2 separate regions of the Homo sapiens genome follow, and region 2 is linked to region 1. Evidence: read pairs that join two places in POLR2A ChIA-PET (ENCODE). Cell type or tissue: GM12878. All regions are shown on one strand. Links, peaks and the distances in the headings refer to the core of each region. The heading gives the core; the rest is flanking DNA.

The links. ChIA-PET counts read pairs that join two places held together with the same protein. Peaks named below come from ENCODE experiments on the same cell type or tissue, not always from the same donor. Only the 100,000 strongest peaks of a DNase experiment are listed, where the experiment ranks them.
Region 2: POLR2A ChIA-PET joins it to region 1 with 6 read pairs; 1 of 35 experiments calls an interaction of 5 or more read pairs at or near these places.

The regions. Positions count from the first base shown.
Region 1 is chr7:120,515,442-120,523,357 of GRCh38, reverse strand. The region is part of intron 1 of KCND2 (potassium voltage-gated channel subfamily D member 2); the gene reads right to left. Among named protein-coding and RNA genes, the nearest start is that of KCND2, 250 kb to the right of the region's middle. RefSeq lists enhancers at 94-905, 906-1,717. In GM12878, for the core only: no CTCF peak of the experiment used is centred there; a DNase peak (open chromatin) is centred at 3,827.
Region 2 is chr7:120,276,186-120,284,101 of GRCh38, reverse strand. All of the region lies in intron 1 of KCND2 (potassium voltage-gated channel subfamily D member 2), which reads right to left. Among named protein-coding and RNA genes, the nearest start is that of KCND2, 7.0 kb to the right of the region's middle. In GM12878, for the core only: no CTCF peak of the experiment used is centred there; no DNase peak of the experiment used is centred there; H3K4me3 peaks cover 671 bases.

The sequences.
Region 1 (7,916 bases), core at 1,872-5,871:
TTTTTCTGAATTATCTGGAAATCTGTTTTATTATTAAAAACACGTGCAGAATTTTGTTTCCATGTATTTTTGCATAAAATTATTTTTGTGGAGGGAAAACTAGCACAGTTAGGCTACTAAGTGTTAATGTTAAAGCATTTAGCTTCTAGGAAATGAAGTTAGTGTCTAAACATGGATAGCGGAAACAACACAATCACAGAATGGTTTACCACTCTGAAATGGGATGGGCTCACTTTAAGAACAGGTGGTAACCTTCTACAAATATTTAAAACTGCAAAATTTGATTAACTGGAAACACTTGCCCACCTCATCTGTATCGTTCACCTACATGGGCTCTGTGTCTTCTATCTCTGGTTGCTTCAATTGCCCAGTCTAGTAAAAAATACTACAAATTGAGAATAGGAATCAAAAGACAGGTATGTCTAAGTAACGAAGGCAAAGGCATTACTGAAAATTGACAGAATGCAAGGAATCCCTTTATTATTTAGTATTTCCATAAAGTGAGCACTTTACAGAGATTCACTTTATTATTCATGAAACCAGCACTAAATTTACCACATTTCAGAAACATAGAACCTAGGACTTGGCAGTGATATGATTTGTCTAATGTCATAAAGTAGCTCTATCAAATTGGAGATTTAGAATATAAAGAATCTGAATATTCGTGACTTTTATTTACACTTTCTGGGCTATCAGGAATGATTCTCAGGATTGTTATTATAACTTTTGCTGAACAATTACTTTTCTGAGGATTTGTAACAGTGTTTGAAAGTGAACAACTTACATGGTAATCATAACAAAGCACAAGAGAGTGCTCATTTGTAAAAGAAAAGAGAGGATGTGAGAAGTCTTGTTTACCCCTCTGCTTTCTTCCAAAGGCCACTTTACATATCCCATTGATCTTTAAATATCTCTATCTTGGAAGGAGTAACTAAAGTAATTCCCTTAGCAAAAGCCTGAGGAGATTAAATCATTCACTCAGGGTCACGCCATAAGTCCTTGGTTGAGAAGTCAGTCTTTGTGCATTGTTTTCTAATACTGTACTTTGTGTCCAACTGGGTAGATTACCTTGATTTTTGAATCGTGCTTACACAAGACCTTTTCTAAAAGGCTCAAATGAAAGCTAACATACAGGACTGCAGCAGAAAATAATTTCACTTCCTGCCAACAGGATGAGGACAAAAGGGACAAATGGAGTTACAGGAGAGGGTGATTAGGAAGAGTGGTGGAGAAAACCATAAAGGGAGGCCCAGAGCTGAAGCCACAAAAAGTCAGATTGGAAGCTGAGACTAGAAAGGGTGAGTTGTTGCAAATGTGTGTGAAATGCAATTCCATATCATTATGACTTTATTTGTTCAGAGAGTAATAGAGTTGGACAGCAACCTGAGAGATCACTGGGTGCAGAGTTTGCCTTCAGGCAACTGAATAGCTGATGATACAGGATCCAGAAATGTCACAACTCCCAGTACAAAAACACAGAGTTTTCTCCCAACCTACCCAATAGATTATTTTTCTGTGTTTTGCTATAACACTACAAGTACACTTCAAGTATACGTGTGTTTATACATGTGTATGCATGTATACAAACTATATACACACTCACATATATATTATAGATGGAACATATTGAAAGAGAAAAATAGTTACATTTATAAAGTAGTTTTTATGTTCTAATATCTTTCCTATATTTTCTTCATTTGAATCTCACAACAGCACTATGAGGTAAGGGGACATATATTATTACGCTCAATTTAGAGACTGAGAAATGAACACCTCAAAATGACAGTTGACTGTATTTAAAAATTCAAGTTTATCGACACCTTTGCTGAATGTGACTTAATATGTAGACTTAAATATACTGAATATTTAATCAAAAATAATGCATTAAAATTTGAAGGCCCAAGGAAGAATAAAATATCCCATAAAATTTGATTAGGCTCACAAAATAAATCTGACACAGGTAAAAGATGCATTTTCGGAATGAGAGGCATACTTGAAAAATAAAAACATTTGTAATATAACCCTAAAATAATTTTTTTTTTAAAAATTGGACATCTTACATTGCAGTCTGAAAACAAAGTTGTTAGGTTTTATGATTCCTTGAAACTGAATATTATACATTTTAAGGTTATTTTAAATTAGAATATATTTATTTTCCTCTCACTACATTTATAGTATTTTTATGCTGTGGTGCTAAGACTATAGGTTTTGCTTTCATGTACAGCAATATGATTTTAACAGGGCTTAATCTGCAGAAAACTACTGTCCTTTAATGACTCTCTTTCTAAAGTGTACTTTACAGACAACAATTCCTACTCTATCTTGCATCCAGGGTTGGTCCTGTTACTATTTTCCACCAAGGGCATATGTACAGATTGCTTACTAAGTGAGTATACTTTCTCCATTCTCTTTTGTCTCATTAGAGACAATGCAGAGTTTGGTAGAACCACAAGATGAATGAGATCTGGGTTCTTGAATCACTACATGGAAGAAAGCCACTCACCTTGACACATCAGGTCTAAAGAAACTAATGGGTTCATCCATTAAAAATGTGGAAATTATTTGTAATAACAGCTAGGATTACCTTAGCTAATGCACACATGCAAACCTTTGTGTCTCTCGTCTGTCTGTCTCTATTTCATCTTTTCTTTCATTTACTAGCAACTTATTGTCAACTTTTGCCTCATGTCTCATAATCTGCTTACTATCACACTTCTTCACTCAGGTGTATCCATTTGCCTCTATTATATATTCTCTATTCTTCTTCAGGAGCGTCCCTGAGCTCATATACTCTTTTTATTTCTTTCCATTGCTATTTCTTTTCCTTTTATTCACCATTTCTCATGTGTATTTCCTCTAACCTGCTCAAAGTCAAGGACTCTCTTTATCTCTCTATCCCATTCAGGAAACATTTTTAAAATGAAGACTTCTATTCTCATACATATAGATACAGTGAGATAGTTTTCTCTCACTTTGTGCAGAAGTCAATGAATATCGACATATCAAAGTAAAAGGTATTCTTACGTGTAACTTTTTTTATTTTTTCTTATGTGTAACTTTTTTTATATTTAGGAGTATTTCATAAAAATAGATTATCACAAATAGAATTACTGAAATTACAATATTCTTTAAATACCTTATCCACTGCTACTTATACATAAATATTACACATAAATGGTAGACAATATCATGTAAACAAGTGCTTTCCTTTCATGATGTAAATATTTTTATCTCAGTGTTATATGGCTAGTATTACTTATTTATCATAAAGAACTATTGTTAATATATTCATTGTGAAAGTATACTCACCAAATTAATGACAGCAATCATTACTTTTGAAAAAATATTTTCTTCATGCAAATATTATGATATTTAATAATTAGGATAATTTGTAATTTATATTCATGGCTTACCTGACAAAATCATTATATGTCTTAATATTAACTTTGATTGCATAAATATTACATTAGCTTCAATCACGTAAGAATTTTAGGAACTATGTTAAATAAATATGAAGCAAATGGATCAGGCTCGAGTGTAAAAACCCCAAGTACATAAAAATAGATTTCATTTTGTTTTGAAAGTTTTGCCTATTGGAAAATATCCATTAAATTATGGTGGCTATATTAATGAAATAACACTTTCATATGAAAGAGAATTGGGGAAATATATATAATTAGTTTTCTACTGCTGACATAACAAATTATCACAAAGTCAGTGGCTTAAAAGACAATTTATTATCTCACTGTTCTCTAGGTCAGAAGCACAGGTGGGATCAGATAGTTCTTCTGCTCCTGTTCTCATAAAGCTGAAACCAAGGTGTTAGCCTGGACTCTGTGGAATTATGAGGTGTGATGCTAGAGAAGAATCTGCTCCCAAGCTCAGACAGGTTGTGGGCAGAATTTAGTTCACTGTGGTAGAGATGAGGTCCCTGTTTCCTTGCTGGCTGTCAGCTACCGGCAGCTGCTCTTCAGCTACTTAGAGGCAGGTTTTGTTTTTGTTTTTGTTTTTTGAGAAAAGTCTCACTCAGTCATCCAGGCTGGAGTGCAGTGGTGTGATCTCAGCTCACTGCAACCTCAGCCTCAGTCTCGTGGGTTCAAGCGATTCTCCTACCTCAGCCTCCAAGTAGCTATGATTACAGGTATCCACCACCAGGCCTGGCTAAGTTTTTGTTGTTGTTTTTTGTATTGTTAGTAGAGAAGGGTTTTCACCACGTTGACTAGTCTGATCTCGAACTCCTGATCCGAAGTGATCTTCCTGCCTTGGCCCCCAAAGTGCTGAAATTACAGGCGGGAACCACCACGTACTGCCAAGGCCACCATATTCTGTATCACATTGCCCCTCCATTTGCAAACCAGCAACAACATGTCTAGGCCTCCGTATGCTTCAAATCTGACATACTTTCTCTCTGTTTCCTCTCTTCTTCATAGAAAGGTCTCTGCTTTTGAAAGCTCATGTGATTATATTGGGTCTACCTGTATAAATCATGATAACATCCCTAATTTAAGCTCCCTAATCTTTTTCACGTCGGCAAAGTCCCTTTTGTCATGTAAAGGACATATCCAATATAACCACAAGTTCCGGGTATTAAAGTGAGGACATTTTGGTAAACCTATGGCAAAAAGTGATCATGTTGAAACAAACTATTGTTTCAGTTCTTCAATTGCTATTTCTTTAGCTTATATTCCACATTTCTCACCTATAGAGCAGCTATAATGAAATTTAGATTCGTTCTAACATTGCTTTTTAACTTCATATCAACGTGTTTATAAAATAAATGAATATAAACTGTACACCTAACTTTATTCTTGAATCTCATTCTAGCTGATGATTTAGTGTACTGATAATTTTAGGAAAAATCTACCAAATGAAGAATCATCATAATTTTCCAGATAATTCATGGGAGAAATTGCAAGAACTTGTTGATTTAACATCTTTTGTTTCATACCTAAGCTATTTGCTTCATTTTTTAGGTAACTTTATGTTTAAGTTGTGAATATTTACCACAATGTCTCAAATTTTTAAAAAGATTTCCATTATAAAAATTATTGTGACTTAACACTATATAGTCAGTCAAATCTCCTTTACTGGGAAAACATCTCTGGATGGAAATAATAGAATAGATTTGCCTTAGAAAAATGTATAGCAGAATAATAATACATTCTGATCATAAGATAATATGTGTAAAGGGTCTAGTACAATGCCACAAGTGTGCTTTCCTGTTCATTTTTTAATTCCCCAGACCCGATGTTCACTTTGTGTAGAGATATGGCCACAGATCCCTATTTAACAACTCTTTCTTCAGGTATGAATAACTGTATAATCTTGGGCCATGAGGATCGCAAAGAACACATTATCAACAAATATCTGAAAGTACTGTGGCCCAGAAAGGGTAACTGTAGGGAATGCAGAGAAGAAAATGCATGCTTATGTGTTCTAAGAAGACATCTGGTACATGCCAGTGTAAAATTCAAACGATGTATTACATGACAAGCACATCATGCTTTCAGGTAAGGAGAATAGTAGGAGATTGACAACTGGCATGAAATTTAGGAGGTTTTATATCAAAGTGCACTCCTAAAATGAAAACCTAATAAGTTATGCATGTATACCTATAAAATGAAGATAGATGAAAACAAATGGTTAAATTTGGCAGTAGTGGTAAAATTCAAAATAGCTCCCCTTTATTGAAGTAATGTGCTAAGCAGTTGGTCTACTAATATTTTTAATCTGCATAACAAATTTAAGAGATGGATATTAGTTTCCTTACTTTGTACACTGAGAGGTTCAGATCAATTAATTTCTCTAAGGTCACATGGCTTGTAAGTGAAAAAGATTGCATTTTAACCTAAATCCTATACTTTTTCACCATTATGTTGCACTCCTTATTGTAGCAATCGAATACTAATCACTTTTTGACATCTCACAGTTTACTGATATTAATTATTACTTGAACTTTAGCTATGTATAGTTTTTGTGAACAACAGTTACAGAAATAGTCATAGAATATAAGATTCTGACTCAACAATATACTAAGAATAAAATACTACTCATTTTATCTAAAAATGATACTGACTATATCATTAACAAAGTCTGACTCTCATCAGTTTTAACTATGATTGTCCCTCAACACAGATAAATTCACAGAAAAAAATCACTAACTATAAAATTGTGTGCAAATCCAATTTTGGTAAATGGAATTGCTTTTTAAATGTACAATGAGGTTACTTTAATAAAAGTAATTGCATAGTCAATAATTTGTAAAATGAATAATCAATTCCTAGTTTACCATTATTTTGTAAAGTAGAACTTGACATGCTGAACATAAAATTATTTTACTGGATCAAATAGTTTCCTTTGGAGAAAATAAAATTTTGACAATATATTTTAATGCTGAATTCTTTTCAGAACAACTTCAGGATGTCCACCATTTTATGTAGTTTTACACAACACTTCTCTAGAGCCTGTTCACATTAATTGTTACAGAAAGATTTCATCGTAAAACATTTCTATGCATTAAAACATGTTCCCTCTATTAAAAAGCTCAGAAGTATAATACAAAAGCCTGCATGAGTTTATGTATTTGTATTTTCATATATGTAGATATTCAATCCTGGGTCAACAGTAGATTTCCCGTTTTCTATCAAATTAAATTCAGGAAATTTTTATTAACGGAGTTTGGCCAATCCAACCCCATATGATCCACTTTCAGCACTTGGAGAGTCCGGCAGTAAATACACAGACTTTTGCCAGTAAGTCATTTCTGGATGTGAGTAACATAAAGATCTTCATTGTGAACCCCAGATTTTTCATGTCCTAGCCTATGAAGCCTCTTTCTTCAGTTCATTCGGATTTAGAAAGCCATCAGGGTGTCTTTCTGATTCTGCTGTCACTTTCTTTTATTGGAAAAGGGAGAAAAAAGTAAGACTGGACTAAGAAACAACAATCTTTCAAGAAATTGAAGCAATATCTGTATAATTATATGGACGGATACATGTAATTATATGGACAGATAATAAAAGATACATTTTAAAAAGGACACTCTCTTGGCGTGTATTTGTTTGGATACGTGTATTGTAATAAACATAATAAAATCCCAGGAAAATTATTTGCAGTGCCGAATAAAAGAATAAAACTAATTTTCTAATGCTCTTATTTTATAATAAAACATTCAGTACTTGTAATTGAAAAGGAAAAGTCTTTAATTTGGTGGAATTCATATATTCCCTTATTAAACAGTATTACTTGAAATTTGGAAGATCAAAATATGAATCCTACCAAGATATTATTTTCAAGGATCTTAGAGACTGATGGGAGATAATATAATACAGAAGACTACATCAGAAGAAAGAAAGTGCTGAGAAGAGGTATAATTAAAATGCTAAGGTGCTGGTTACATATTCTCTCATGGGTCAAATCTACCCTCCTATACTTTGTTTTGTGCTATCAGACCTTCTCCTTCTCCTTCTCTTTCTTCTTCTTCTGACTCTTGATTAGTTTTATCTCATGAAGAGAGGACTTGGCTGAAGGAAAGGGAAAGGATCTGCCATTTCAACGTTTGGCTTCCTGCTCCTATCAACCTCACCTCGGCATCACCACATGCTTGTCACCTTCACAGCATCTATTAGCTCCATAGTTCATTTTTCTCTCAATCCCAGAGGTGGAAACAAGCCCCAGCCAGCTGGGATGCCTCTTTTTTGGGGTGGTGAGTCCCAACTCTGTAGGAGTCTCTGAGTTCCTGAGGCATTAACAGGGGAACATATCCCTCCAAAGGTGTGGGTCTCAGCTCCACGGGAACCTTCTTCAGAGATTGTAGGTTCTAATACTCCCAATCTTTTCTTTCTGTTCTCCCAGTCCTAGAGGTGATATCTTCTTGCAACTACTATTTCTTCATAACCTTAGGGTTCTCCTCTTTC
Region 2 (7,916 bases), core at 1,523-5,522, 240 kb after region 1:
AAGCATACCCTTTTTTTGCATTTTTATGTTGTTAATCCAATTTTTCTTTCTCCAAACCCATGTATTTCCAATTATCCATTCATGGTTATAGTTTATTCTTCAGCATGGTGATTCTTATCAAAGCATTGCTTCTGCAAGTTTTCATCACACATCTGCTATAAACATGGTCTCAATTTAATTTGTGTTGAAAAATACATATCCTATGGCAATCTTCACAGATTTTAAGGTATGTAAGCCATTTTGTCTTTCAGGCTTATATAACTAACAAAACACCTGGAAAAGATATATATGTACCTACTGCAAAGTGACAAAAAAGGAATGAAAATCCTTTAACTAGAATTCAAAATGTGTGTAATATTCTTGAACACTAATATTACAATTGACAACTATTAAGTATGCAAATCTATATTCAAAAGAAATAATTATCTGCATCAGTTCCCAAATAATTCCATATCCACTGAGCACTAGCCTTGTCTTTTCAGCTAAAATATGGAATTCAGTTTTCATTTGAACTAGTTTTATTTGTGTTATTAGTAACAATTTACTTATGTATTAGAAAATACTCATTTTTTAGATAATCTCCTGAATAATTGGATATAAATTTTAAGCTAAGGTAAATATAAAAAACTAATGAAGGATGAAAATTTATTCATGGTAAATAATTTTAATTTGACCATTTAAAAATGTTTTAAATGTTTTAGAGCATTTGCTCCTTTTAACACAGAAATCATATCCTATCCCTACCATGCTCACAACTCTCTAATGGCTCCCCCTTTCATCTTAAATGAAATCAGAAGTCTTTATTGTGGTCTATCATATCCTACATAGTCTAGTCCTAACTACTTTTCAGATTCCATTTGCTACTAAGCCCCTTACTCTCTTTGCTTCTATTACAGGGACATTAGATAGAATTGATGAAACTTCATCCCACCTTGAAGTCTTTGTACTCCTTTTCTCTCTTCCTCTAATTCTCTTCATCCAGATAGTCAGAAAGTCATTTCATCACTTTAATCAGCCATTGGCTTAAATGCCAACCCCTTGGAAAAGCCTTGTTTGTCCCCTATGCAAAATAGCAGGCTTGTTACCCAGATGTATTTTGTTCATAGCACTCATCTCTACGTGGCATTATATCATATATTTACATTTTTATTTCTGACTCTTCCACTATTTTAGTTTTAAATAGTTCCTAAGGTGAGAAAGTTGACCTTTTGGTTACTGCTGTGGTCAATGACAGGTAGCAAGTGATCAACAAAGGTCTATTATGTTGAATTGAACTCTGTGAGCCACAGTCTGATTCCCTGAGAGTGTATGTTACTGGTGTTATTTTGGGTTTCCAAGAGCACTATTACTGATATTGTTAAAAGTGAAGAAAATGAAGAAGACGGAAGAATTAGGTCCACATAAAAGCAAAAAAGACAAGACCTTTTACTTTTAGAACAAAATCTTCCCATTCTATTTGACATTATCTCAACTGTCATCCTACTCTTTCAATGTTATTTTTTCCCATTATTAACCTCTAGGAACTCATTCCCTACTCCCCCCACACTTTTAATGATTTAGATCATTACATAATAGACTTGTCAAAATTCCCAAGGCAAAATGGATTGCGTTATGCTAGAATATATACCTACATTTATCTTTACATTTTGTAATCTGCCTTTTAATTTCTTAGAATGTTAACTTCTTCCTGATGGTGATTACATTGAGCTTTTCCTGACAGAAATTGCATCTATCTCCTATGTCATTTACAGACAATATTTCCCTATTTTAAAAAATTCTATTTTATGCATAAATGAGAAAACCTGGATGAAAAACAAGAGTTCCAGCTTGTGTTACTGGTAAGAGAGAACACCTTTCTAGTGATGAAGCATCATCAAAGTATCTGTTGACCCATGGGCTTTTTAAGCTACTCGTATTTACATAAGGAACTGGGCTTTCAAGGGAAGGTAGTATATTTCTATGTTGATTCACCTATATCATGAAGCATCTCCATATGCTTCCCAAAGGCATCCGCAATTTACCTGGACTTCACCAGAAATCAAACTGTTCAAGAAAATGGCAACTGGTAGCCATTAATTCTAGCCTTTGCAGAGTAGTTAGTTATGGATGAAAAAGTTGAGGTCTCACAGCCCTTCCCAGTCAAAAAGAGAAAAATTAAAAGGGTACATTTAGTAGATGAGAGGACAAAATGTTCAAATAACAAATGTAAATACTTTTAACATTGAACAAAGCAAAATAATTTGGCTTAAGAGTAGCAGATTATTGCTAATGTTGAGATGGCACAGCTCCATGGCTAAGGAGCTCTCCATGGCGTACAAGTGCCATCTCACACCATGATCAGCAACACATTAACATAGATATTTTCCTACATTTGAGCACCGAACTAGGTAATAACTCCCCAGAAGGTATACACTCAAACCTCAAAAGCCTTTCAATTTAGTTAGAATGTCAAGAGGTAAAACCATAAATTATATATAAAAATGACACTTACTAATATCAAGCACAATTCCAACTATAAATGACGTAGGCTTGCTTAGGGGGCTGAAAAGCCTTCATGGAGAAGGTCAACGTAAAGGCTGCCTCTCAAAGGAGAAAACTAAAGGGCAAAACATTCAAAGAGCAGTGCAAATATGCACAAAAATGGTGTTTCACCCTGGGGTTTTTTTTTTTTTTTCAATATCAGACGCTATCCCACATCATCAAATCTAGCTGCAGAAGCTAGTGGGAGAGCAATGCTTATACATACATATGTACATAAATACATACATACATGCATACGTGTGTGTGTATCCCTGCTTAGAAAACAATATAAGACATATGGAGAGTAGAAGGGAGGAAAGGGAATGAATTCATTATCACAACTTTAAAGGAAAAAATATACTTCCTTTTCAGTGAATGTTTATTTCACCATTTGTGTTCTTTCAATGAAAGAGAAGTTAAATTGCATATTTTTAATGACTCATAGGCCAACTCTTTCAGGAAATTAGGGCAAAATAACTGAATTCTTTTCCATCAGGCCAGGTAAAAGATTCACCATTGAGTAGTTTGCCGCCAAACGGCCTGAAAGTTCACTGGATGAGAATACAAGGTTGTATTATATCAGATGGGCACCATTATGATAAACCCCAGTGCTGTTTGAATAAATGCAGAGCCAGCAGTGATATTGAGGAATGTGGAATGAGTCACATCAATAGAACTAAGGGAGAAATGCACTACATTAATAGAATAAATAGCAAATGTATTCCTTCTCTTATCCCTGTATAATCAGCAGCAGTCCCGATAATTATTATAACACATTTCTAGATAATGTTTTAGGGTCTTCAGAAGAAAATGAGCATAAAAGTGAAATTTCAAAAAATATTGCTGCTATCCAATTATGTAACTATGGACAAGCCACACAATTCTTAAATGAACAAAATTATTAATTTTAAATAAATGATGGGTCACTTTTCTTCCACTAGGAATGTAGAGATCAGGTAATAAGAAATTTGAACTTTGTGACTCATTTTCAAAGATGAGTATAATTGAGAGGAATGTTCAGAAGTAAATGATGTAAATATAAAAATAAAATAAGACAGTTTATCAGTAGTCTAAAGGAAAATTAAAAATAAAAAAGAATAGCATAACAGACCCACTGAAAATTTAAAAATAGCGTTTTCTCTAGGGTACTATGTTGAAATAACACATATTAAACCTTTTCTGAAATACCTCTGTCTGGCAACCAAGTAAATGCTGAAGTACTACAGGCTGGATTAACATACATATTTTTAAATTCCACATCAAATATTGTCTCTAATTCAAGTGATGGCTAAAACAAAATGAAGACACATAAGATTTGGTTACTTGTAAGGCTAAAAGAGGAATACATACCACATTTCTCTACATTTCTTTAAAAGTTCATTTTCAACTTCCATCAACTAACATTTTCTATAAAGAACTTTACACAAATATGTCATAGTATGTCAAAATAAAAATAGATGTTACTCATATTATGGCACTTCACCAGAAAGATAAATTTTGGTACTTCCTACCTTTTAAAGAGTTTTATATTAATGCACTAGCAATAGTTATGTATAGATGTTGGCACAAGGGAAGATAATTTCACCCATTTCAGTAACAGCTGGGTAAACTTTAAGTCTCTACATAAATGATTCTGCAAGATATACTCCCATCATTACCCAAAGCTATATAATCAGAATACTGACAGGTATCAGGAGAATAGTATTTAAAAGTTTATCCTTCTCTTTAATAATATATAATTATAACATAATGTTATCGTATATCATAGATATGATCATATATATGCATATGATAAATTATTTCAAAGTATGCCATTCTAAAAAAGGAATTTCCCTGATACATCGCTATGAAAATTTAAGTGAAAACTTTTCTGCTTTTTTGTTGTTCCTTAAAATAGTAATTCACCAAACGCACAAAAATTGAAATATGGCAATTATGCTAAGTTTTCTGGCAGCAAAGATGTAACGCCACCGTATTTGTTTTAGATAAATATATAATACAAATTAAATTTTTACTTTCCCAAATTTGTTCTGAAATCAGCATATAATTTATATCGTTAAAATAATAAAATTTATCTCTAAACATAAACTTTACAGAAATGCCATGTAGCAACTTTCCCATATTGAACACTTTGATGAAAACAATTTTGTTTTAAAATTAAAGTGAGATGAACCACAAAAATAACACTCCTGAAATTCTTAAGTTTTATATTATGAGTAATATGATCCCTTCTTTTAAAGAAATTGTCTAAATGGTAATAAGACCAAGAATGCAAATATTTATATTACTTAACATAATAATAACCCTTCAATTATTTAATGTGCCACCTGGTACCACTTCTAATTTCCAGATCATGTGTATGAGGTGCAATAGTAAACTGAAGCTTGACACTGTCTAGTACATTTTTACAAAATAGTTTTTGATTATTGGTGAACACTTGGAAATTTCCTAAGTTTAGCAAGATTTGAGTACTACAATCTAAATGAAAAATAACAACTGGATGTTATTTTCCAAAGGACTTTAGGACAAAAGAGGAGTTCCAGGTTCTTTTTCTAATAAGGCAGTTAATGGCAGTAACTAGAGTTTACATTATGGAAAGGGGAGCCGGGTGGATAAAAGGGTGATTCAGGGACCTGTGAAATGCGCTCAGAAAGAAGGGATGAAATGGAGGAACAGAGCTACCTGATTACTCAATCTAAACACTTAAAAAAAATTCTGACATTATTTTTTCATTTTTTTTAAACTGTGCTTTCTATGTTTCCTACTTTAGTAGGAAATTAAGTAGCCTGAAAACTATTTTTAAAGCGTTCATTTTTCTGATAGATTAAGTAATGACTTATACAGTAAGCATAGTCAAGTTATAGTCTACTGATATATTTGATATTTCAAGGAGCAAATAAAATGGTGATACAAATACACCTTGGTTCTAAGATAGACACACTCAGTTCTTTAGATCATAAAACCAACTGAATATTGTCTAAAATACTCTAGAAGCTGCAAATGATTCTGCCAGTCCTGAATGACAAAGCTCTTGGTTATTTATTCTCATGTAGATAACGTTCATACGAGATGGAACTTTCAATAACCACTGTTTACAATCACATTTTCACTTCTATTATCACTAATTGAAGAACATTTAGCTCCATTAAAATTAATAGCCCCATAAAAAGAGCTCAGATAACTCTTGATAATCATTCAGACATAGTTGGATATTGGCTTCAACTATTATTTCCCAGAAAGTTTGCACCTTACACTTCATCCTCTAAGTATAGAACTACAGCCTAAACAATAAAGTTAGGCAATGGCTTTTATTGAATATTTTGTATTATTAAATAACTGAGTCACAAAGATGGCACCAAAAAGGCAGGGCTTATAAGAATCTGTTTCTTCAGGGTACAATACATAATACATTTTGATGAGAAATTAAAGACATTTTTCTATGAAATTCTGTTATATTATAAAGCATATGATTTGTCAAGTGTCCATATATGTTCTCATTTTGATTACATCGACATTTCCACATCTTAAAAGTATGACTGCTCTATTCCATCAGGATCATTAATTAGCTTAATTTCCTGAAAATTAAAATGTTCAAATTCAGTGAAGCTAAGTCTTTAAAGTAACTTCCACTTAGCTTCCAAGTTCTGAGAAAGCGTGTGTATTCAATGCTTCTAATCCACTTACTTACCTATGAAACATGTGAACTAAATCCACTGCATAGATTTTACTCAGGCAATATAATTCAATTTCTTAAATATTTTCAAAAATGGGTGCTTTTAAGTATTTTATTTACATAATAAAAAATTGTCACTAATGTTTAATGTTGTCTCATATTTTCCTTGAAACAAAAATAAGCTTCAAAATAAAATAAAAATTGGAAAGTCATTTCCAGAAACAAGTTTTAAAATAATGCTAACTTCTCAAGTCTAGTATAGAACTATTAGCTATATGAAATTAGAATTCTCATCAACATTCTTTTTATACCTATATTCAATCATATAGACACTATATAGCATTAAAATGATTCACTGATACCTCAAGAAACACAGCCATATATACCAAATTTTTAAAGTGTATTTCATTTTAATAGTTCTCCCTTCCTATTAAAACAGAATCTTTTTTATTCAAGTGTACTTCTAATTTGACGTCATGATGGTGATTTGCACTACCCATTTGTCCTTAATAAGGATCTCCTGCTACAAAATGACAAGACAACAAAAACAAACCTCTTTGATAAAGAATCAGCACCTACACTGCGAAGGCATTCTGCATCATCCTTATCCTTATAAACTGTCACAAATTTGCCAACAAGATAAAAAGGAAATATAAGAAGTAGAACATGGATTTTCACTAATTCATTTTTTAAATGTACCAGTAGGTCTTTAAAAAAATGAGACTAAATAAAAATCATAAATCATTGTATTTTTCTTTACCCCAATTTCTTGTTTAACCTAGCCTAAAATTCTTCATATATAAACTATTCCATTAGCTGGCCACATGACATGAGAAATTCTGTACAACACAATATGTCTAATAAAATTAAGTTGACTTTAACCACAATGTCATTTAAAGAAGCCAATTAAATTATCCAAAAACACAAAGCTTAAAGAGTAGCCTTGGGAATAACTTTTTTCTTATAGCCATTACCAAATCCTCACTAAACTGATTACCTATGCAAGAATAGTAGCACAAAGCTGAAGAAAAGGCACTCACATCACTCCCCAGCTTATCTAAGAACTCATAAAAGTAAAAAGATCTAACCATTTTATTTTATTAGATTCTCTAATATGTAAAATGCTGCTACTTTTCTGCAGTTTAACATTATTAATCATTTGCCTCCTTTCCTTTTCTCTACTACCTAAAAAAACTTAATTCTAGCCCTAAAAGTATATTAAAAACAACAGCATGAATTCAGAAATTTGTCCCTTTGGTTGCAGAACTTCATTATACCCCCAAAAAAGAATTCACAAAAAAATTCTAAAAGGAAATTAGGACCCCAAATTTTATAATACAGCCAGCCTTGGTGACCATCAATCTTACCAGATACTGCTCTATCTTCTATGTGTATTTAATGGGTGTGGACCCATTGCCTGATGGGATCTGTAGATTCTAAAAAAAAATGTGTGGATGACAGTCTTTTGCTTCTTTTTTTGAAACTATGAACCTAGAGCTTGAAATATGTTGCAAATTTAATTCCACTGCATATTGTAGAGTTGATCAGTTTCAGCTCTGATATTCTAAAAGACTGAATAACCTATCAACCATAATTAAAGTGCATACATATGAATATGTGCATATATATTATAAAATACTTTGATAATTACATCTACAATCTATGTATTACGATGTAAAATAGGAATTATGGTTCTTAGAGGAAAAATGTACACCATAAGTAT